Linked DNA regions of Mus musculus: regions 2 and 3 are each linked to region 1. The links are chromatin loops, found by intact Hi-C in ENCODE. Cell type or tissue: heart. All regions are shown on one strand.

Region 1 (8,000 bases):
TCTTTGCTCTAAAAATATTGTCACTATAACTGTGTGAGACAGAAACCAGCCATGTCCAGTCTTCAGACAGATTGCTGAAGTCATTAAGTAATGCTTCCTATTTTTGAATGTTCAGTGATGGTAGGTACCTCCTCCACACCCCACTTCATCTTTCCCAGCCCCAGATTCATAGCAGTGGGAAGACAAGAGTGTATCATTGGCTGTGCAGTAGAGCTTGTTAGGGCCCTTCCTTCCTTACAAAACTGATGTTGTATTAATGGGATCTTTTCATGGTGCTCTAAGAAGCCATGTAAGCTGTGGTCTTTTTTGTTAAGGAATGCAATGTCCATTTAATGAAACCCCTTTCTGTATTGGTTTAAGTAAAAATGCTTCCAAGTAGCTTTTTAGTTAGGGGAAGATCTTCAGAAAACTCACACTTGCCCCAGAACATTTAGATGCATTTTAATGACCATGACCCTTTTTCATTTGTTTTAAGACAAGGTCTGGCTAGAAGTCATCATATAGACCAACCTTGCCTTGAACTTCTGCCACAGCATCTCTTGGTGTTTTCTTTTGTTTGTTTCAAGCCCTCGGAATATTTGGGCCTTTATAGGGACTATTAAAGTTTAACATAGCACTGCAATATTTATAAGCTAATAAAACATGTTGAGGCATACAAGATCCAAAACATAATTAAAACAGTCAAAGTAGATGGAACCTCTATACAGAAGTTATATTATGGATTCATGAATACCCAAATATCTCAGCTTTTGGAAAGAAAGAAAAGCAACAAATGAATAGATAAGGAACATCTATATATAGATGAGTCAAAGGAGTAAAATGTGATATGCACAGTCTGAAGATTTGCACAAATTAAATGTTGAAAGGGAATCTCAAAGGAGTTACAGTGGCATGTTCATATGATTGTACCCTGCTTTAATGAATTTGAAAATAATATAACATAAGTATTTTCAAATAGGGATGGCTTTTCTCCTTGCAAGTGATGTTTGACAATGTCTAGAACAATTTTCGCTACCATAGCCTGAGTATGCATGTTGTGAAGTTGGCATCACATCTGGCACATACAGGCTAGGGATGCTGCTGTACAATATGCAGGACAACTTTATACACTAAAGAATAATTAGATATAAGTGTCAATAATGTCAATGTGGAGACACTCTGAGCTGATGAACTTCTAATTCAATATTTTTTAATTCAAAATTTGAGTAATTATTTTAAACATTATTATCAGGCATGACCACATGAGATCTTAACAAGATTGAAGTCTCCCTTAGCTTAATGATAGATAGATGTCTTCATTTTCAGAGCAAGGAATTTCTATAAGAGGTGCAATACCTTGGGAGTATTTCAATTTTCAACAAGGTCTCAAAGGAAGCAGAGGCTGCTGTATTGTCAGAATGTACCTCAGTGGTTCTCTGATTATCTTTTCCCTATCAAATTCATTGCCACCTTCATCGTCACCTGAGAACTCACTGAAAGTGGAAGTGGTGGGGTCCAGTTCTAGACCTGAGAAATCAGAAAGGATCTGATTATGTCCCCAGGTGGTGCTGACATCATAGATAAGTTCAAAACCATTGCTTTAGCTAAAGAGTTATGGGAAGGAATGCAAAGGGACAGATAGCAAGGGTTTCTTAAAGAAGTCCTAAGTTTGAATCACTCAAGAATATGAAGATAAGGTCACTGAGGTATCTTATTGACCAAAGGCACTTTCTGTCAAACCTGAGGACCTGAGCTCAATTCCTGAGAGCTACATGATAGAAGAGAACTGACTTTCACAAGTTGTACTCCCACTTCCCCATGCAGTATTGTAACCCTCTCCCATCAACAAAATAAATAGATGTAGTATAAAGGAATTAAAGAACAGCAAGCTTCCCTAAGCTTGACAGATTAAATGTTTGTGCTAGGAATTTTTGCTTTTTATCTTGATTCTGGTATTGGCAATGATGTCATAAATCTATAAAGTTCAAGACCAGTAGTTAAAACCATGCAAAGATTTCTAGATCTAAATGTTTCCATTTGTCAGATTTCAGACCCGGGGTGATTGAATGCCTGCTTTTAAAATATTTTCAGCACAGCCAGTCTTTTGGTTATAAAGAGAACAGTAGCTCAGTTTAGTTACCTGCGAACTCACCTCAGTGTCAAGCTTTGAAAATGCATCCTTGTGCAAGGTCATCCTTTGTGCACCTTGGAAACATGATGGAAAGAGTGTAGAAAAGCACACATTTGTGCAAATCTGGCTAGGCATTTAGAGCACTTGGAATTTTACACCCTGGTAAATGTCCCTTTAACAAGCTCCAAAGCAAGATGCTTCTCCATTACTTTTTGAAACATCTATTCTTAAAGAAAATTTAAAACACAGTGGAAGAGTAAGAGGAAGCCTTCTTTTGTGCTCCTTAATAGGATCCTAAATAACCCTGGAAGCAACGTATCTTCCTGGAGGCACAGTTGAAAGCTGAGCACAGATTGAAGCTAGACAAGAGAGGGCATTAACGCCTCTGTTTCAGACAGAGCCCCGTGTTACATTTGTCTGCTGAGCCTGGAGATCAAGACATCTCCTAGCACCTTAGCATCCACGTCAATAAGTTTATGAGAAGTAACATAGATTCAGCCTCTATTTGCACATGATGTATTTTTGTTAATCAAGTCTGGAACATCCTACCACACATTTTTTTTCAATTGAATTAGTAGTGTTGCTAATTTAATTGTATCTCATGCTTACAGACAGAACGAATAAAAGTAGGCTGCATGTAAAATACCAATAGCTTCCTTTGATAATACTCCAAACATAATGAAAAAAGAATGAAAAATGAAGCAATGTCTAGTCAGGCTTGAAAAATATTTTATATTCAAGGAGTCTGCCAAAATGTTAACATAAGGGAACAATATCATCAGACAAAAGGAGAAAAATAACTACTAAAGCAATTAGTGACAATATGTAGAATGCCTAGCTTGTTTTAAAAATTATACCACTAACATATGATAATTTCAAAAAGTGTTTACTGTTCTAATTTTATTTAAATCAAGACATGATACTCTGCTTTGTATACTGTAATCTTGCCACTTAAAAAATAATTTAATTAGCATGGATTATAAACCAATGTTTTCTCAAAAATCAAGTTGGGTAATAAAGGGTTCCTTGTGCTAAATAGGATATTTCCTATACAAGTTTTTTGCATGAGACTAATTTTTTTTTAAATAATTAGCACAGCTCTCTCTAGTGTGAATTAAAGATTAATTAATACAATGTCATATGCACAGCTGAGGAATAACATACAAATATAAATTAGTGAACTGATTTCCTCCACCAAACTGGTTTTGAAAGCAGCAAAAATTACACTTAATGTTTGAAAGATGTCCCATCATCCCAAACACTAGGTTCATGAGCTCCCAGCCTTCAATGGGAAAATTAACATTTACCTTATTTTACTAGTTTATGTGTACATAAATTTCATCAGAAAAAAACTTTCTGGGATGAATGGGAAACATTTCATAGAAAGGGACAAGAACAAAGAGAAGCAAGGCAGCCAGACAGCCAGCACCAAGCCTATCTTGGAATTCAATTTTGTAGACAGAATCTAATCCCCCAGCACCTCTAACGACACAAAGACCTCCCTCTTAGAACCACAGAAGCTGCTCCTCTGCAGAAATGTATTTTTTCCTATTCTTTTTTACTTTTTGAGGATTATGTGTTCGGGTCGAGGACGTAAACAAAGTGAGTGGGGGGGGGGGGGGGCGGGCGGGGGAGAGTTTTGTTGAATTCGTGGCGACATCGAGAATCAATGAAGGTATAATGGTGCCCTCTGCTGGGAAGTATAAGTAATGCCGTCTGGTAAATTTTCATCTGGAACTGGAGTAATTACTCTGGTTGGGGTGGGATGGGGTATTCCCAAGGATGTTTCTGGAACAAAACGTCCCTACAAGTACTCTACAAAAAAGTAGTTGCAAAAACCCCAAACCACATGAAATTAGCTTGATTTTGAGTTGACACTGGAATCTGAAACCAGCTGTATTTCATCCTAGAACATTAGTGCTATAAACCCTTCATCAAACCTGGAGACAATTATTTTCTCACTATCTGGACAAGACCACATTTCCAGTGCCTGAATTTTTCCAGGGAAAAATTTGCCTTTTGTACAGTACCATTCTCTCCAACTTGCATAAATAAGCCTTGCTGAAGAATGCCCCCAAGTGACACTCCTTTCTCATTAAAAAAAGAAATCACATAAGAAATTTGTCACAGAAAGCACACATCACACTGACATTCCTATTCTCCCTTGAAATGCTTGGTAGTAAGTTTTTAAAACGTGATTTGAGCCTATTCAGGATAATTGTGCTATTTCGTTGAAGGCACCATTTCGTCTTCCAATTGCCTCAGTGCTGGGTATACAACAGAATTCTTAACTACTTGTAAGGTAAAGTGGCTAAGTTCCAGTAAAATGAGGGCTGTGGACACACAATGCATGCTGATCAAACTTCAGTTAAAAAGCTGACTGTTGGTTGGGCAATCTTCAATGGTGTCCACTAACTTATAAGGGAACCACTTATTTAAATAAAAGAACTAAATAAAAAAGAACCAAAAGTTCTGAAGGCATTTAAAAAAGACAAAGAATTAAACCATATCTTCTGTGTTTTGTAACTTAGTTAAAATACCAAACCATGATTACAGAGGCCAAGACTAGGCCTCTGGTTGATTAGCTGAATGTCTAAGCAGTGTATTCATTTTTTATTCATGTGAGAGGTAAACTTCTAGATGTTACCCCTGCGGAAATTGCACAGGGCACCATGAAGGGCCTTGAACTCCATTTTATACTTTGTTATCACTATTTGGAATTACCATTTTTATAAAAAAAGACACTATATTTCAATTTTTTCTAGGTTCTATAAGTTATATAATGTCTTCTACATATACTGATTGTACATGTTGCTTATGAGTGCCGAATAAAATGGTGTTCATACAGTAATGTATGTAGTTTGGTACCTATACCTGAGAACTTGGAAAATGTATGTCCAAGCAACAATATAGTAAAGAGACCTACATGTGCTGTAGTTCAGAAAATAATGGCACGATCTTTTCCTTCTGGAAAATTCCTTACATGGATCATATATGGAGTGTCACTTGAGCTGAGATTTTCAGAAATATTCTTTTATGCTTATTGCTCTATAGAACAATGGAAAGGCAAGTAAAATACATAGCTGGGTTTCTCGTTTTGCCATCTGGTTCACCTTGTGCTTTCACTGTTCTCATCAGTCCTGTTAGGTGACGTTGACTATGCCATCACGATTTCAGTGCTTCCTTAATTCACAAACATGGCTCTTCATACACAACAGCTTAAGTATTGAATTGTACACTGTATTTCTACTATGTTACGGATCCTAAAGAAAAAAAATGCTAGCACTTTAAAAATCAGAAGCAATCATGAATTCATGTGCCTGCTGCGAGCTGCATCTAAGCTGTCATGTGAAATCATGACAAGGCTTCATTGGATCACCTCATTTTCTAAGGAGGTCATTCCATTATGTTACAGCCTCACCGTGCTTAAACAATGGCTGTGAACTCCAAATCCATAGTGTTACATAAACAAGTCAGGGAACATTTCCCGGAAATGTGAGTCATTCACTTCTGAATACAGAAATAAAAAATAACCACATTTTTTTCTCTCTCACTTAAGGATAACTTCACTGAGACACTGGAGGTGGCAAAGTTCCATCAATAAATCCAGCTGTGTCTGTATTTGAGCCCCAAAAATCTCAAACATGGGAACCAGGCTGCAGCTAATCAAAAGCTCCAATTCTTTGTATCCACAAGTCAAGAACACATTTATCCATTTTCAGAATGTCTTACCAAGAAAACATTCATTCCTCTGGGGATTTGGGTTTTATGGAAACAAAACAAGACAAAATAATGTTATACTCACAAAGGGAAATTTTGCAAGTATCTAATATTTAAAAAATAATTTAGGTGCTGGAGAGTTGGCACAGGTATTACCAGATCTTTTGGCTATTGCAAAGGGCTGGAGTTTGATTGCCAGTATTCACACAGAAGCTTAGCACCTCAGGCACAGGAGAAGCACGTGGTGTACACGCAGATGTGCATGCGGTAATGGAGATGTACATGCAGACAAAATACTCATACATATAAATTAATAAAATTAATTTAAAATATATAGTCTATGTAAAATGGTTCATATATAAATCATAGTGAATTTTTAGAAAAATTATTCATTTAGGTGTGTGTAGTGTGTTTCTACATGAGGATATATGCATGTGTATAAAGACGTGCAAGCATGCGACTTTGCACACCACTTTGTATACAGAGAACAGAGAGCATCAGCTTCCCCAGAGGTGCAGTTACAGGATGTTACTGGACGCTTCACTTGTGGAGTGAATACTGAGACCTAAACTCTGATTCTCATGATTTCTAAACAAGTGCTGGTAACTTCTGAGCCATGGTCTCAGCATAAAAATAATGCAGTTTTAAAAAATATGTGCTTTATTAAATATGAGCTGTGCCATCCTTACTGTCTATGTGCGTAGAAAACCAACTGTTGCAAAAAAAGAAATAGTATAGCCAATAGCAGAGTGCCCAAATATGTCTCTAATTCCGTACTGTCTCATGTTTTCTTTTAATATGTCCTATGTTTCATTCTTAATGAAGCAAGTAAAGGGTTTAAAATCCAGTCTGGATTTTTCTTTGTGTATACATTTGTGTGTATGCATGAATTGTGTGTGTGTGTGTGTGTGTGTGTGTGTGTGTGTGTGAACATGCACTTCAAGTATGTGTGCATGTGTGAGTTGGAAGCTGAGGCTGGATGTCTTCCTTAAAAATGGTCTACCTTATTTTTGAGACAGGGTCTCTCACTGAATCTGAAGCTTTCTGATTCAGCTAGACTGTCTGTCTAGCAAACACCAAGGTTACTACTGTCTGTCTTTCTGCTTAGCACTAGGACAGGACTACAGAAACACATTGCCATACCCAACTTCTACATGGGTTCTTGGGATCCAACTAAGATGATCAACAAGCATTTTACCCTATTGAGCTATCTCTCCAATCCTCTGGTATATATTGATACACTTCTTATTATGGCTAAAGCTGTATAAGCAAGACAAATAACAAATTATAAGTTCTGAGAATTTTATTTCAGCCTAGTACTAAGACAGATTTATCACTAGATCAGAACCAGTAAGTTGATACCATCCAAATAATGACTGAGAAGCATTGACATTCTCTACAAAGAATATTTTAGCATTAAAAAAAAAAGACATCTCTGAAGAAGCCAACAATATAATAGCGTACAAGGGCAACGCCAGCAAATGTTAATCCAAATTGTGCACTCATAGCAGAATTAAAGCAGAAAAGGTGCTGTTTCCAATTGTGTGGCTTTATGATTCTGGATAAGAGTAAAGGTGAGTGATTTTAAGTAGGGAGTATGAAATTAATCAGCTGTTTCTTTCACTGAGAAAAAGAGGAACGGTGTAATAGCTACATCTCACTAAAAATTACAGCCAAGTCTTATTGAATTGAACCACTGTCTGGCAGAATTTTTAAGAGATAAATAAAATTGTGAGCAGCAATTGGCTTCACAAAAAGATGGCATAACAGAATCAGGTCCAAGAACAGCAGGACTGACCTTTGCCCTCCTTCTCCCTGTTCTGAACTGCAACGGACTCACATGTTTTTAAGTTGAGCTTTCTGGTCCTTGTAACCACCATGCTTCGACACTTTGGCAATGTGCTGACCCACATTTTTGGTGGCCAAACTGTGGTTAGTGTGGGCAGGAGAGCCAGGAACTGCTGACTAATCCATTTCTGAAACTTGTGGTTACACAGGAACCAGTGGGCAATGGTTGGATTCATCTGCTTTGCCCAGAGCGCACGATGAAGTGGGACTGGAAAGTGATGCAATTAGCCAGAGTTACCCAGCTACTCTTTGATCCCAGTGGAATGCTCTGAAGAACTAAAGTAAAGAACCAAGTCTGCAGGAGAATGTCTGTTTATGTAAC
Region 2 (8,000 bases), 180 kb before region 1:
CTTACATATAATAATAAATAAATCTTTAAAAAAAAAAAAAAAAAACTACATCCATGTGGTTTTCCGGAGGTTGTTAATTTCATGGGTATTTAGTCAGCTGTTCTCATGACTGCGATACAAGTGAGCATTATCCATTCCTTGAACAGGAAAGAGAAGCCGATAAATATTGTCATCATGTTCAGTCCTCATCATCTCCTTTCTGTGTTGAGATCCCTTCACCCAGCTCATCTGAAAACAGTCGTCGAACGCGGAAGGGAATCAGCCGAGAGATACTCACTGACAACATTGGCTTGTCCGGTGAATATGGTGTACTGGAGCTCGTAGGAGACCACGCTGAACTCGTCCTCTGAGGTCCAGTGGACGGTGATGGTGTCGTAGGAAGCGGTGCAGAGCTCTTCTCTAATCGCGGGAGGGTTGGGAGCTGTGGACATCACACGCATGTCAGCGGAGCAGCAGATACCATTAGGACGACAATTTGGAGGTATTCGACTGTCGAAGCAGGTCTTCTTCCTAAACAGGTCTAGCACATTTACTAACAGGAGGTTTTGGTTCCAGAGCGCTTAGCCGTCTACTTAAAGAATGTTTTCTTGGTTTATCTGTTGTTGATTTTTCTGAGCGGTGTGACTAAAGCCAGCCAGCCGGCCGCTAAGACGTCATCTCGATTTATCATGAGAAGATATTTATGAGAGTAAGAGAACAATAGCTTCTTGTGTATGAAGAAAGATAGATCAGAGAAAAAGTAACCATGACAGACTTTCATAATGTCATTCTCATTTGGTAGGGGGTGGGGGGTGGAAATCTTACTAATCAAGGACTATAGGATCGACATTTTAGGTATTGTCGGACAGACTTCTGCTCTCGCACCTACTTAACCCTGCCATTAGAGCGGATGTAGATGATTTGTACTTAAAGAGTACGACCAGACTCTCATAAAATCTTATTTACAAAACAGCCACAGGGCCTGATTTGGCTTGAAACCCACTATGCCAATCTCTCGTCCACATGCCACCAGCTATTTTAAAAAATATCACGGTGATCTGCTAACAAATCAACAAGTCATTTAAATTCTTCCTTTATCTTTATTTTCTTGTCCCTGTTTCTACTTGGTCTGTGTTATTCAGGTTAGAATACAGCGTGGACATTCATCTTTATAGGACTATCAGATAGCATTTCAAAGACTGAAGCACGTGTATGGGTTTTAGAAGATAAGTGACTCAATGGTAAAGTGAATACACACTGTACTAGAGAGAACATAAAATTTTAGAAGATAATTGACTCAATGGTAAAGTGAATAGACACTGTACTAGAAAGAACATAAAAGAGAGTAAGATGATACCTGTTAGGTAATCCAGACATTCTAGCAGTTTCTTCTCCCGGGAAAAATCCAAGGCAAAAGTGTCAAACGTGTCATTGAGGTTGATTTCGGGAATTAGGACCTGGGAGGATGCAGTTGCCATGGAGACTCTGTAATTTAAACAAGACACTGTTTTAAGAAATGTCAAGGTGCCTTTTATCACCACTGTGAAGGAGTGAGAACCAAACCAAAGGAAAAGAAATATCAGGGTTTTAAAAAGTACCCCCTCTGAAAAGGCGTCACGTGCGAACGCAAACAACCTCACAGAGAAAGCAGAGGAATTGGGAGAGGTAACCCGGTGCCACCCCCCCCCCCTTCTTTAAAATATCCGAAAAAGTCCCCACGGAAGCAGAAGAATCTTCATATTTCGTGCTGCTGTGTATTTGACAGCCCGGCCCGGTCACATCGAACCCCGGCCAGAAGCGCACAGCTTCAGGCATCTCTTCACACATCTGTCTGGGAAACTGTCTGTTCCTTTCAGACTCGCCCCTGCCCCACTTCCAAGGGGAGTCTCCAGAATTTCAAACTGCATCAAAGGCAGAGTGAAGATGAAAAAAGAATGTCTCCAGATCTTGGATTAGTTTAATCAATTACTAGCCTCTCTCTAAAATAAACATGAAAAGGGGGGGAGGGGTTGTCTGGCTCTTTCTCGTTGTCCCGCTATTCGCCTTTTTTCCCCCTACCGTCTTCCCAACAGATGCCACGGAAAATATTCCTGAGCTTTCTCAGAAATTCCCCAGTCGGCACACAATCTCGTCCCTACGCTCAGATTTTCTGGTGAGTGCTCCCTTGTATAAAGCGTAAAGCAAGGTATGTGTGTCTGTCTCCTGTGTGCTCTTGAGTTCATTTGGAAAGTGACTGACAGCAGAACAATCTAGCGGGTGCTAAAATGCAAGTAATTCTGTTTACACAAAGAAAACCATGTCTTGAATAATGCTACTACTGAGCATAGAGAATGATCTAGACTTATCTTGATGTGTTTTATGGTTTTGTTGAGTTCCATAAACATTAGGACACTGGTTTTGTTTCGTTTCGTTTCGTTTCGTTCTTGTTCGTCTGGTGGAACTCGAAAGGCCTTAGCTATAATTGCAATCACGTATTTTCTTATAAAGATCACTGATGCCCAGTTGCATAAGATCTCCACACTAGCTGGCGATACTGAGGAAGATTTCAGGTGCCTGCTCTCACATTTCATGCGAAAAGCTGGGTACGATCAAGTTATCCTGAGCAGTATAGACACTCTTGTGTCTTTTAATAGCTCTTAAAACTTTGGATATTCACGAGGACCCTAGATCTTGGCTGGGAGTCTATCCATACAATAGAAATAGTACACAGCAACAAAAAAGGAATGGAGCAGAGGCACATGCCAAAATACGGACGAACCATGCCAAAATCACAATGCAAAAAGCCGGACAAAAGGTGTTGGGTCCTATGAGATATTCGGAATAGGTGGAGCATTTAAATTGTATCCTGTCACCAGTTAGTTTTACTTGATGAGAATCTCACAACAGTGATAAAGAATACCTGTGTAAAATAACCCCAATATGGTTTCTCCAGCTGTATCTCTGGCAGAAATTTAACGTTGTTACCTAGGGAACAACATAGATTGTTTAATCTGAAATGCCCTCATCGAATTGATAGCAGGAAGAAAGTCTCAGGCCATTTAAACTAGATAAATGAAGTATTCAAGTAGCAACGGGATTGTAGACAATGTAACATCACCTCCTGACTCGATCACCAGGAGTAATTGAAGAGCATCATTGTGATGCTTTTCCTTGACTAACTGTGACATTCAAATGAATTAAATTCACAGGACTTATCATAGCTAAGGCTGAAGGCTGTCATGGAAAGGGTTTTATCATGTCGAAGGAAAGCGTTCTTAGCTGGAGCAAACCAGCCAAAGCTTCCATTCTCTCTGGCACTCGACCTCTAACAGAAAACAAGTCAGTCGGAGAGCAAGGCCGACCAGTCAGTCCCACGCAGATATGAGCCACCATCAGCCTGACAGCTTCCCAGCTGTCCCTGCACCCACCTCTCAGTGATATTCTTTGCTGTCTGTAGAAAACGGGCGTGGTCATTTTCCTTCAGCGAGTGCTCCGCTTGCGAGATGAGCGATGCAGACCTCTCAAGGCACTGTTTACAGTTTGCAATCTGCTGAGCTAACTTGCGGAGCCTGATCACCTGGAACGAGAGAAGCACGGCGGGCGAGGTCACACGTTAAGGATCGATCGCTTGGGAGGTGGCTCAGGGCTGAACCCTTCAGAGGCGTGAGGTCTGTTCTGTCTAAGCAGAGAGAGGTTGAAATCCGGAAGGCAAATTTTTGGAACTCGAACTTTCAGTCTTTGGAGAAGCCTTAGTCACCTGTTTGATGAGGAGACACTAATTCGTGTCAGTGTGACACTAACTCACACTAGCATCGCTCATTACTTCTCTGTTGAAGGGGGGAAAGGTGTCCGCTGGCAAGTGACAAACGGTCACCGAATCTCTTCCTTCTGCCATCCTACCTAATGACTTCAGGACCTTAGAGAACCCTGGAACTCTCTCCATCTCAGGTTTTCAATATGCCTTTAAGAAAATAAAACATGTCTGTAGGTGTGAATTCGAGGCTTAAGTTAAAAACAGTGAAAAAAAAATCCTACAAAGTTCTTTGTAATCCACGTAATAAAGTTGTGACATGAAAGCATTAGGTATTCCTATTTTCCATACTGCCTAAAACCTGTGTATGAAATTAACAGAGAGGGAGCATTTTCCCATTGATTGATATTTTTCTTATTGAACTGATGAGAGAAAGCCAAAAAAAGCACAGCTGGGCCATTTCCTCTCACTGTAAACGTCATTTCCAGTCACTCTGTGCTCACTTGATGAGTTGACTATTTTGATAAGCATTTCCCATTTGGGATAAAACACACACTTGTTTCACAATCTCCATTCTAGTTCCCGATTCTGTCTTGCTTGAAAAAAAACCAAAAAAAAAAAACAAACCTTGACCGTATTGACTGTAATCGTCCACGACCTCTCTCTCCGGCAGGTCAAGAGAAGTCCAGGGGAAGCCGCTTGACCGCGGCTCTGGTGTCTGAAATGTGCCATAAGCTGAAGCCCTCCAGCCAGGAGCCAAGTTAGAATTAAAATTCCAAGTAATTGGAATCACCTCGTGCCTACCGGCCCCACCTACATGCAAGGGGACAGGTTTTGGCTGGTTTTCTGATAATTCCGGAATGGAAAATAGCCTTGGGTGAGAGGGTAGGGAGGATGCCTGGTTAATCTGTCTTACAGACAAGGCAGGCTCAAGCTCCCTCCAGAATTCCTGCTAACTTCAAGAGATTTTTGCTTTCTCCAAGTCATGACTATTATCCCAGGACAACTTTAATCTTGGAGAAAAAAAAAGGAAGGAAGGAAGGAAGGAAGGAAGGAAGGAAGGAAGGAAGGAAGGAGATGTCAGATCTGTAGAACCCTAGGGAATGTCCAATTCCAAATGTGTACTAAGCAAACGAAGGAAATGACAGCCGAATCGAGAGGTGCTGAGCCCAAGATTTCAGACAAGGCTGAAAAGAGTCCATGAAAATGACGAGTCAGAATGAAATGTCCAGACTTGGCAGCTAAGAATATGTGATCTTGGCAGCATGGTTAAAAACACATCGTTCATTCTAAAGGTAGGTCTTGTCCCTATCAGGAGAAGTGTGTACCCGAGTCGAACAAAATAACACCATTTCACACCAGATAGAACAGAGCCTCTGGCAACATTATCTAGAGAGTCGAGGCAGCCCTCTAGCCTAACTCAGGGTGTTAGAACACATCTATTAGGAACTGTCAGAGGAAGGGAGAATTCCAGAAGGATAAGTTAATAGTCTCAACCATAAACCAGATGAGTGGAATATTTAATTACATAACATCAAGAAGATTTAAATGGTACGGCCAAGTTGAAGGCAGATGATAAAATTCTCACCAAACGAGATGAGGTCAGACTACTCTTCTGGCTTCATTTCATGTCACTCTCTTAGCCTTTGAATAGGCACAGCAGAGACCACACGTCTCAAAGATGACGGCTCTTCAATGTCATATTTTTCAGGTTTTTCCTCTGAGGCTATTTGGAGATTAACGGTGATGTTTAAGGACAAGAAGAATAACCGAAACAGGAGATATTGATGTAAAAGAAATTGAGAGCATACTGTGAAACTGCCACGATCTTCTCGAGTGGACTTCCATGTAGAGCGTACTTTTCATTACAGGTCAGTTGACAGTTGCCTCGGAGATTCACAAACACTGTGTGCGATAGAATCAGCTGGGGATCTTTCCCAGGAAAACTCTAGATGTCTGGGCACATCCTCTGGCATTCTAGTTAAGGAGCTGCCATTGGCAGAGCCACAGTAATTTGCATTTGAACGAGCAACGCACGTTTTTAAGTCTCCGGGTGATGAATGACTAGTATGGTCGGGACCAGCATTTCAAATATCAATCTCGCTTTAATCTTTAAGTCCATGGACATCTGTCATGCTTGAATGTCACTCAGACCCTTTTGTCCCTTCTTACCTCGATGGAACTCCCCAGGCAGAGGCCAAAACTCAGTCCCCACGGAAGCAGAAGAATATTCATATCTCGTGAAGCACATCAATGATAATAAAAGATAATAAAAGATAATAAGAGAAAAACGAACGTGCACGTAGATGCTTTGAAAAGGAATCAACGCTCACGGAAACCAAAAACAAGTGTCCTTTGAAAAAAGGAAAATCGAACGGTCACGACCGCCGCATTCTCCTCTGTCACCACCGGGTGGCGACAGAGAGCACGCCGGGAAAAAACTTCCTCCAAGGGGTCGGATTGCCCAATTTCTTCTGTAGCTGTTTTCTGTCACATAATTGTCTACGAGTTTACCTCCAAAACTTATTGATTGCATTCCCGTCTGTGTATTTCTTCTTTGAGTCCTTTTTTGTCTGTGATTTCTTTATCTCTAAACTGTTTCTTTTCAGGTCTGTGTCCTCTTCTGCAAAACGAATCTTACCGGAAATTAGATAATGCTGCTGATTTTGCTGGCTGTGCTTTTAGAAACTCAAGATTTCTTGGCTTGCTTCGGAAATGAGCTCAGCACCTCAGTTTTAAAGAAAAGAATCTGAAAATAGCTTCTTGTTCTCCTTGGTGTGCTCCAATGGTTTTACTTCTGCTTTCCCCTAACCCGGCTCCTGGGCTCAGCGCTCTGCAATCCAATCTCACTGTGGACTCCTGTCTCATCTCTGTGCCTCTGAGGCACCTGTCTGGTGTGATAATAGAATGAGTGGAGTACGGGTCCTCTTAACGACTGACTTGTTCCAGAACCTCAGAACTGAAGTTTGCCAAAAGCTATGATGCCAGGCAGACATCGGCAATACTCTTTTCCCGTCCCTCGTAATGAATAAGAAGCCTTCTGCAGTCTGTGGCGCTGAGGCACAGGCCTGGTTTCTGCCTTCCATCCGATCCAAAGCAATTCCAGATTCTTCCAGGATGTTTTTTAGGCACAGGCATCGGAACTGCAGGCATGCCCGTATCTCTTCAACCATGCCTGTGCTTCCAGCCACAGTTGTGGCATTGCACTTTCATGCCATTCCTGCTTCACCGAAATGCTGCTCTCATTTCACTCTTCACCGTTGGAGTCCATGTCTATTAATGGTGTATGTCTGCAGCGGAGTGAGTGCTACAAAAGATGGACTCTACCTATAATCATGGCCCAAACTGGAATACCTTTTATTACTATCCTCTAGCTCCTGAAAGGAAACCCCAGGCCGTGAAATTCAAGCTGCAGCTGAGTAAGGGTAAGTAAGTACGGTTGCTGCAGAGGTATGAAAAAGTGCCACTGCAATCTGAAGATGGACTCTTAGCGAAGTCCACATCGGCACCTTGGGAATCTTTCAGTATGCTACCTTCCATACCAAAGGAACTTTGTAGATGTCTAGGTTAAGAATCTTAAGGGGTTGGGGTGGTCCAGGATCGTCTGGGTAATCTCTACATAATTCCTAAGGTCTTTATGACAGAGAGACAGGACGGTTCATGTCAGTGAAGTAGATAGCAGGATGAAGACAGAAGGCAGAGTGCTAATGACTTAGTTGTGAGCCAAGGACCATGGATGACCTCCAGAAACTTGACAAGACAAGCATAGCTTACTAACATTGCCTTTAACCTATGTAGCCTTTAGTACAGTGAGACTGCTCTCAGACATCAGAACAGTAAGATAATCAATAAGAAGGTTCTAAGCTACAAAGTTTTGGTAATGTGTAATAGTACGATAGAAACCATCATAAGAAGAATACGTAACCAATTAAACAGGAGAACAGAGGCTTTTTAAAAAAATTTTTTGAGCTACATTGCATAGATTAACAAATATACCAAATGTAAATTTCTTACACTTCCAGATTACTAGACCGTTAAATTCGAGAATTTATCACCACAAAAATAAGTGTTTGAGGTGATGAATATGTTACTTAGCTTGATTTAATTATTATACATTCTATTCATGAACCACAGAATCATGTCGTATCCACCAACATGTACACGTATAACTTGTCAATTTAACATTAAAACGATAAATTTTCTAAAGAAATTTATGTGGGCATGTAGAGTATTGATCCTGGCATGCAACCACTTGACAATAGCAGATTATCTTCTTGGAACATAATAGCAA
Region 3 (8,000 bases), 85 kb before region 1:
GAATGTGGAAATATTCCTTTTGTTGCTAAATAAATATGACTTGATATTTACCTGGCAAAATAAACTAACTATACATTTGGCTATGATCTAAAACTTCAAGTTAGCCTCAGTGAGAACAAGCTTTACAGATCCTATCTTGCAATTTAGGCTTTGATCAGTTAGGGGCAATTCCCACACCAGAATTATTTCTACCATCAAGATAAGCTGCTTGGTATGTTCTGTGTTGGGTCTTTGGCAGAATATAACTGAATGGTTAAGCAACCACAAAATACTTTAAGTTTTTTTGATACTCATCAATTACTCTTTACCATACCACTGACCACTCAAACATTCTTTCTTCTTCAGGGCCACTCTGATCTTTATATTTCCCATCTTTCTACTAAGGTTTACCTCTCATGTTTCCATAAAACACTTAATAACTCTCTCTGTGTTTCAACACCTGTATTTGGATCTGAGAATTCAAGGATACCTTAGATGTGATTCTTGCTCTAAAGTAACTCAATTTCAAGATAGCCAGAGCTATAATTAACTGGAAATAGACTATCCCAAATATGAATGTATATAAGGGCCACAGCCATTTCCTCCTGTTTATTTTAATCCAAATAGCATACAAAGAAAGTCCTCATAAACAACCCGAACACACACATAGCATCATTGTTTCTTTGTTACTCCTCTGTGGTTCTCTGGCTGTCATGCATAAAGGCTCTTCTGAATCCACAAGTTCAGAGAGGATGCTGAGAAAGGTCTAGTGAATAGATCTGAAATATAAGGCAAGCATGCTAGCAAATCCTGTCTGTCAAGACATGACCTGGCCCCTAAATATTGTCTCCTGACAGGGAAGTCATGTGTTTTGTAGCTCTGGGCTCCACTGTTTGAAATTCTTCACTGTTTGAATTTCCCCAATTAAAGATTCATTCTAAGGATTAAAAGGCTATGACAGTTTTATCTTATCTATATGAATTCTCTCCCAACCTGCCCTGAAGACCACTGTCCTAAAGAAATAGAGATGTGGTATGTGTACAGGGAAGGGGAGGCAAGAAAAGGATAACAGATAGGCAAATATGGATTCACTGCATGTTAAATTAGGTCAGGTGGGGAGATACCTTGGAGGGACCAGAATATCAGAAGTGAGAGAGAAAGGAAAAAAAAACTAGTGTAAACTTTTTCTATTTCAAATATTGCTAAAACTGTTCTGGTATCAACAAGTATGGTAATTGTTTTGTATTTCCATCCTTTATAGAATAGTAGCATGTTCGTAAAACTCGGAACTTGATCTCAAATTAATCAGATTGAATAGCTTTCAAAATAATGAGTAGTGTGTGTGTGTGTGTGTGTGTGTTCATGAGCATGGAGTATGCACATGATATTCCTCAGGAATACTATCCAGCTGCCTTTTAAAATAATGTTTTTATTTATCCTTTGATATATATATATGCATATATGTATATATATGTATACACACACATATATATATAATAAAATTTTAAGCATACCCATATTCTTATTTCCCCTTCAACTTCCTCAAGACCCCACCCAAAAAGGTCCCTTCCCAACTTCATGTCCTTTGTAAAATAAAATTAATCTTGATGTGTTCTTTTAGTGCTACCCATGTGCACCTGGATCAGGGGCTACGCACTAGAAAATAAGCTCTCCCAGTGGCCATACTCTAAAGAAAATTAACTCCCTGCTACAGTAGCCATCAATATACAAATAGAGCACCTTCATATACATGTTACAATATTTACTGTCATCTTCTTCCTTTGAGACTGTCTTTTATTGGCTTGCAGTTCACTAATTCTGCTAGGCTGATATGCCAGTGTTCCATACTGACTCCTAGTTTCCTCCTTCTTATTGCAGGGAACACAATGCACTACTATTCCTAGCATTTTGATGTGGTTCTTGGGTATCAAGCTCCTTTGCTCAGGTTTGCAAAGCAAACATTTTTCTGGCTGAGCCATGCCCACAAACCCTTCAAAGATAGTGTTTCAAAATGTCCGTGGCACAGATCGTGGTGGTACATGCCTTTAATCCCAGTACACGGGAGGCAGAGGCAGGTGGATTTCTGAGTTCGAGGCCAGACTGGTCCACAGAGTGAGTTCCAGGACAGCCAGGGCTACACAGAGAAACCCTGTTTCGGAAAAACTAAAAAAAATAATAAAAAAATGTCCATGGCCTAAAAAAATGTCCATGGCATCATTTCTCACTTGAAAAATTTCTAGTTTCAAACAAGAAACTTGAAGAACACACTTATATAGGAGTCAAAGGTTTGGTGAGTCTAGATAATATTTGTATAATTGTATATCTCAAAGGGTTAGAAAAAAGGATTTTAAAATGTTTTTGCCATAAAGAGTTGGTAATTTGAAGAGACAGATACCTTTAACTTAATTATACAGGATATGGATGCACTGAAATATCACATGGATCTCATTAGTATGTACAATTTTTATATTTCATGCATCAGTTAAAGATCAAAAAACATGATACATATGAAATGTCAGTGAAACCCATTATGTTGTGTGCTTACTAAAAAAAAATCAACTACAAATAAAAGTACAGTACAAAGCATACACTCTCATATGCTAAAAATAAACTTAAAGTAAATAAAAATATATTGGAATACTCAATAAAATGGAACATGAAGCATTTATAGAGTTGGGACTCTGTATTAGGTATTTTCTCTGATAAATTGATTTTAGCAAAGAAATCATGAGTGTCTACAAGTGAACATGGAAATAAAATGTCACAAATACAGATTATTTCTCAGCTCCATTAAGTTCAGTAAATTTTAGGCAATCATTAGTTTTTAAAGGGATTTTCATCATTACAAATAAATATAGGGAAGAACAAGCAAACAGCCATTCTTCTCATGTAATAATCTATATTATACTACTGGTATCAAACCTATATACTAGATTGGAAGTACTTTGAAGTCAAGGATTCTATCAAACTATGTTGAGAACCCAAAAGACATCTGAAATACAAAAATCACTCACTGTGTAGTTTCTTCTAAATGAACTAAGTAGATTAATTCTGGAAGTGCTCAGTAAATTTTGAATGATAAGAGATGGGAAGCCTTGGTATTTTATTTATCATACATAGCTGACTGAATATGGAATGTTTAACAGTCACTTACATGCTACAATCAGGACCACTTACTGCTTTTGCCTTTTTAACTCAGAACCTGTTTTTTTTTTTTTTTAATATAGTTTTGTTTTGTTTTTGCACAAAGGAGATAAACTTTTACGGTTTTAGTTTTTGATTATTTTCTTTTTAGTAAAGTTCCCTCTTTTTTGTGTGTCTGGGTACCACAACTTTTTACTTCCTTAACACCACTTACTGGAGGACTTTAAAGATCTTAATGTTATGTCAAAGAATATCTTCATCTAAGGGAAAAAGAAATCTTTAACTCTGATGAGCATCTAACAGCGTGTCCTCTAGTTAAACGAAATGTCTACATCATGCCAGTTAACAAGAGTCAGTAAAGAACCTAAAACAAAACCGGTCAGATGAGTTTGGTTTCAGATGAAAGGGGCTGATAATAAACCAAAACTCTTCCTCAGAAACTTCCCCACATCCACACAGATTAGGCTCCAGTTTGACCTGACTCTATCACTCTTGCTTTAATCAAAGTGTATTTGATATCCTCTTCCTTGAGCGAACTAGTTTTCATAGTAGATTCGGTCACAAGGTTAAAGAATTGGTAACTAATCACTCTTATAAGCAGAGTAATCTCTCTGGTCCTGCTTGGGTATGCCTGCAGTGGTGTCCAAGGCCTAGGTGTTCGTCAAGGAAACTTCAAATCTGACCCCTGCAGGTAGATAAGTGAAATACACACTTCCAGCCAGATCCTGGCATTTCTTTTAGAGTCTGGAATTCTAAAACTGACAACACTCAGACTAAGCACAGCAGAGATACTGACAACATTTACATATTTTAGCCGTCTCTTTCATCTTACAATTTTCTCTGGGAGCGTAGCAAACAGTTGATTAAGAAGAATTTAACTTACTTTTAACAAATATTCTGACGTGGTTAGTCATATTTTTTTTCTTATCTATTGAACTCTAACTGACTTGGAACAACTGGGATACTCAAATCATGTGGACAAAAAATATCCTGATTTGGCCCATCTTTTCTTAATCAAACAAATTACTCTCTGACCAAATACTTCCCCACCCCCCTCAACAATGTAAGCCTAGGTTTCCATAACTACCTTGGATGTCTATTTACCACACAAGGGATCAAAGCCAGGAGGCATCCACAGGCACAGCTCGCCTTCAAACTTTGCAGGAATGTCTGCGGATAGCATACAACTACCAATTAACAGATTTGTTTGAAGCCTATGCGGTCCACAGCCAGACAAACTCAGAACATGAGTCACGCTGAACACTAAGGAAAAACCAACTCAAAAATTACTTTGAAACAACCAACAAATATCTTTTCGTTGACAAGTCCTACAATGGTAACATTTCCTGAAAGATAGGCAGTAGAAAAACAAATAAAATCTTAACATACGCTGAAGACATCAAACTCTCTAAAAGCGTATACAAAAACTTAAAACATCTGTTAAAGGGGACCCATTTCTCAGATACACATTTAAAATTCCAGTTATAGCATCTTCCTATTAAGTGTCATAAAACTGCCTGATCTTAATGTTGGGACAAAGGAAATCAGAAAGGTCTTGTCCTTTAAACTTCTCAAGGCTTTCATTTCTAAAGAAATGAAGCTACACAGCATACTCGAGACATTGTATGCTAGTAACAGAACAAGAGGAAAGGAACATTGATGGAGAGGTTTTGGTTTTATTTTACAGGTAGTCTTTCTGGGTGGGTGAATTCCAGACTAGGAGACCAGCCTCTAACTTGCTGTTCTCATTATTTTTAATCTTTTCTTTTTTTTCTTTTTTCTTTTGTCTTTGCCTTCACTTCACCATTTGTTCGATGAGGATCAAGCTGCCCTTCATTCTCTCCATGGAGGTGTGGTTGAGAATAAATAGATGATATTTGTAAAGGACTTTCTAATCCTCTGAGGAAAGATTACTGCCAGGACTTTCATTAGTAAGCCAGATGTCCTTGGGCATTTTAACTCCAATCTAAAGAATGCAAAATGGGCTGACCAAACTCAATCACAGCTTCCTTGCATCAGCAGCATCGTAGCCTCACAAAAAACAAAATAGCAGCTGGGAGACCAAGAGACTAAAAGAAAAGTCATCTCAGCTGCTTAGTATATTTCTCTAAAGTTATTGGGATTCTAAAATCCCAAAATATGCCTGGTAGGGAATTTCATCTGGAGATTCTATTTTTTTCCAACTTGAGAATGAAATATTTGTTCTTAGTCTGTGGTGGGACAATTAATGTGACTTGCTATTTAGGGAGGATATTTGCAGTTGTGGGAATGTCATAAGCAAACCTGTTGTTTTTGGCTGGACTTCTATAACAGGTGGCCATGCCTTTCCTTTTGCCTGGGAACGCAGCAAATTCCTTCTCAAAGAAGAATCTGAAAAGTTTTCCATTTTTTTTTTTTGATCAAAGTGCCAAGAGAGGTTGGCACACTTTAAAATGACTTCCTGATGAACTTGTCAGGTTTATGTTTGTTTGCTTGCTTGTTTCATTTACCTTATAAGAATTTTGACCTGCACTGTTTGTGTGCTGACAATCTGGTAAGAGCCCAAACTTTCTGAGTCTTACACACAAACATGTAGCCTTCTAATTGTGTTGGCGAGTTTTGGGCTATGGAGAATTTCTAACTAGTTAGTGGTAGGGATCTGTCCTGGCTTGCCACCCCACTGTTCGGCATTTGCACAGCCCTAGGGACGGATCACTTACCAGCAAGAGGATTGTGTTTCATTGCTGAGCTGATGACACATGGGTTGGTTTGATAGCTAACCCTGCAAATACAGCCAGGGGCTGCTGGGCCTAAGATGACAAATTGGTTGGTGGATGTTATTCCTCTGCCTGAATGAAGTGGTAAGGTCTCTTCCCCTCCCCCAACAAGAGAAACAAGAACAAATCTGGGACTCGCCCATGCAGTAATGCTACCATCTCATGCCTGGTTTCTTGTATGAACAATGATCGCTACTCTTGCATCTCCTCCCCCAGTCCCTCCCTCTTTTCAACTACCCAATAGGCGAAAGAACAATGTTATATATGTATCCAGAGATGTGGGATGAAAAGATGGTCATTCATTAAATAACTAAGGAGTTACTACATGCCTACTTGTACAGTTAAAACTTCAACACTGGGCTGTTTGCCAACTTCATACAAATGCCACAGTTCCACATGGGAAAAATCATCCCAAGCTCTGGACAAGCCTGCCTGAGGCATCAGACAGAGGGAGTGTCACCCCATTCCAGAGGAACTGTGTGGGCACAAAGATTCTAAAAATTGAGTTCACACATCACCGAGGACAAGACAGGTGGCTTCACACAGCATCAAATAACTTCTTTGTTCCGGCTTAGGACCTTTGTGAAAAATAGTATTGTGTACCTATTCTCTTTCTTGCTCCTATCCAGCAAGCCTCCTTGCCCCTTTTGTCTATCTCATGTGCTTGCTAGAAATTCAAAGAATGAGGCTGCTCTATAAGATCGCAAAACTTCGAGAAAGCCAGCCTCTGCACCACTCTCCAGCTAGGCAGATGCAATTTGCTGAAAGCACACACACAGTCTTTCATGTGCTTTTTTCTGTACTCCTGCAATTTCCCAAGCTCGTCCAGAAGAGCAAGTTAGCGAATAAGAAATGTGAGGGCCTTTGCTCCTGACCTTTCATGCAGGGCCTCTGCTTTACCTCTGCGGCAGTGAAACGGAAAGTCGTAAACCCCTTGGCCCAACCACTCATGGGAAGGTTTACTTTCGCCTAAAGTGAACACTTTGGGGTGGGGCACACCCAACTCAACTGGAAGAAAAAAGAGAAGAGGTTTTCCGGTGACAAAACAGATGCTCAGTTTCCCACCCGGAGTTACTCCGCTCTGGCAAGAGTAACTAGCATTCCTCCCCGGGAGTCTCTGTCCTTCCCAGTCACTGAAAGGCTTTTACTTTTGTCTTTCCCTTGTGAGTATCGATCTCGGCAATAAAACATTGACGTAAGATTTTTTTTTCCAACTGTGATAGAGTTGTAAATTACACCCTCTTCTAGGCTTTGTAATCCAGTCTTTCCTTTTCTCTTTTTCCTCAACGGCAAAGCTATAAACCTCATAAACTTCTACCTAAGTTGATAAGGAATTGTATCCCTATGCCCTAGAGCGACGGAAGAAGCTGCTGGCTTGGAATTCTTCACAGAGACACACTCAAGACCGGTCTCCCTTCAGTACTTCCGGGACTGTGTTCTTACGTCCAGCAGCAACACAAAATACAACTCCTAAAGTGCTAGAACGGTTTTTAAAAAAGTCTGTAACACCCCCCTCCCCCCTCCCCGCGCCTGCCTCCGCTGGAAGTGCAGCTTGTTCCATCCAGACTGCTTTCGCCTTCTCAGCCTCGGACACACAGTAAAGTGCTCAAAACGTGAAAGCAAAATAAGATAAGAGTCCCAGCGTGCTTCTTTGTCAGACTGTGCAGTTGTCTTTATTCTAACCTGAAGCATAATAGGGTAGAGGCTAAAAGCTTGAGATGAATCCAGCACAATACATTCCAGAGGCCCGCAAACTGGAATTGATTTGCATATTCCACAAACCGCTCTGAACCTTTTACAAAGACTGCCTGACATCAGCAACCACTCTTAGAAGCAAAAGCTGGCGCGGGTAGGTAGTAAGGACGAGGCAGTGGGGTGCCGGCAGGTGATGTGCTTTCTAAGGTAGCCTTAGGAAGAGAAGGCAGTCCCCTCCTTCCACCTAATGGATCTGCTGGAACGCTGCGTTTGATCACTCCGCCCGCTCTGGGAGTAACAGGTCGCAGGGGCCCCAAGCTAAAGCCCTCCTTCTGTGGCTGGCGCCAGCACAGCTACAATCACAACCCCCAAGCTTACCTGCCTCATGTTTAGAATTCCATGACCCATCCGGCAGGGAGCAAGCTG

What was found. Peaks named below come from ENCODE experiments on the same cell type or tissue, not always from the same donor. Only the 100,000 strongest peaks of a DNase experiment are listed, where the experiment ranks them.
Region 2: a loop joins it to region 1, with 9 times the contacts of the local background. A loop is called at or near these places in 16 of 42 quality-filtered maps.
Region 3: a loop joins it to region 1, with 2.2 times the contacts of the local background. A loop is called at or near these places in 8 of 42 quality-filtered maps.

What each region holds. Positions count from the first base shown.
Region 1 is chrX:169,794,924-169,802,923 of GRCm38, reverse strand. It overlaps a transcript of Mid1 not described here. Among named protein-coding and RNA genes, the nearest start is that of Mid1, 81 kb to the left of the region's middle. In heart, CTCF peaks have their summits at 3,625 and 3,830 (motif pointing left); a DNase peak (open chromatin) is centred at 7,733; H3K4me3 peaks cover 494 bases; H3K27ac peaks cover 509 bases.
Region 2 is chrX:169,977,420-169,985,419 of GRCm38, reverse strand. Mid1 (midline 1) reads right to left here. Exons shown (of 10, transcript NM_001290505.1): 5 at 3,387-3,535; 6 at 1,337-1,464; 7 at 278-421. G530011O06Rik (RIKEN cDNA G530011O06 gene) reads left to right here and starts at 6,503. Exons shown (of 2, transcript NR_029457.1): 1 at 6,503-7,134. In heart, no CTCF peak of the experiment used is centred here; DNase peaks (open chromatin) are centred at 339, 3,479, 4,429, 6,859 and 7 weaker places.
Region 3 is chrX:169,879,862-169,887,861 of GRCm38, reverse strand. It overlaps Mid1 (midline 1), which reads right to left. Exons shown (of 10, transcript NM_001290505.1): 1 at 7,953-8,000. Among named protein-coding and RNA genes, the nearest start is that of Mid1, 4.2 kb to the right of the region's middle. In heart, a CTCF peak has its summit at 3,823; DNase peaks (open chromatin) are centred at 5,831 and 6,841; H3K4me3 peaks cover 1,675 bases; H3K27ac peaks cover 1,742 bases; H3K27me3 peaks cover 879 bases.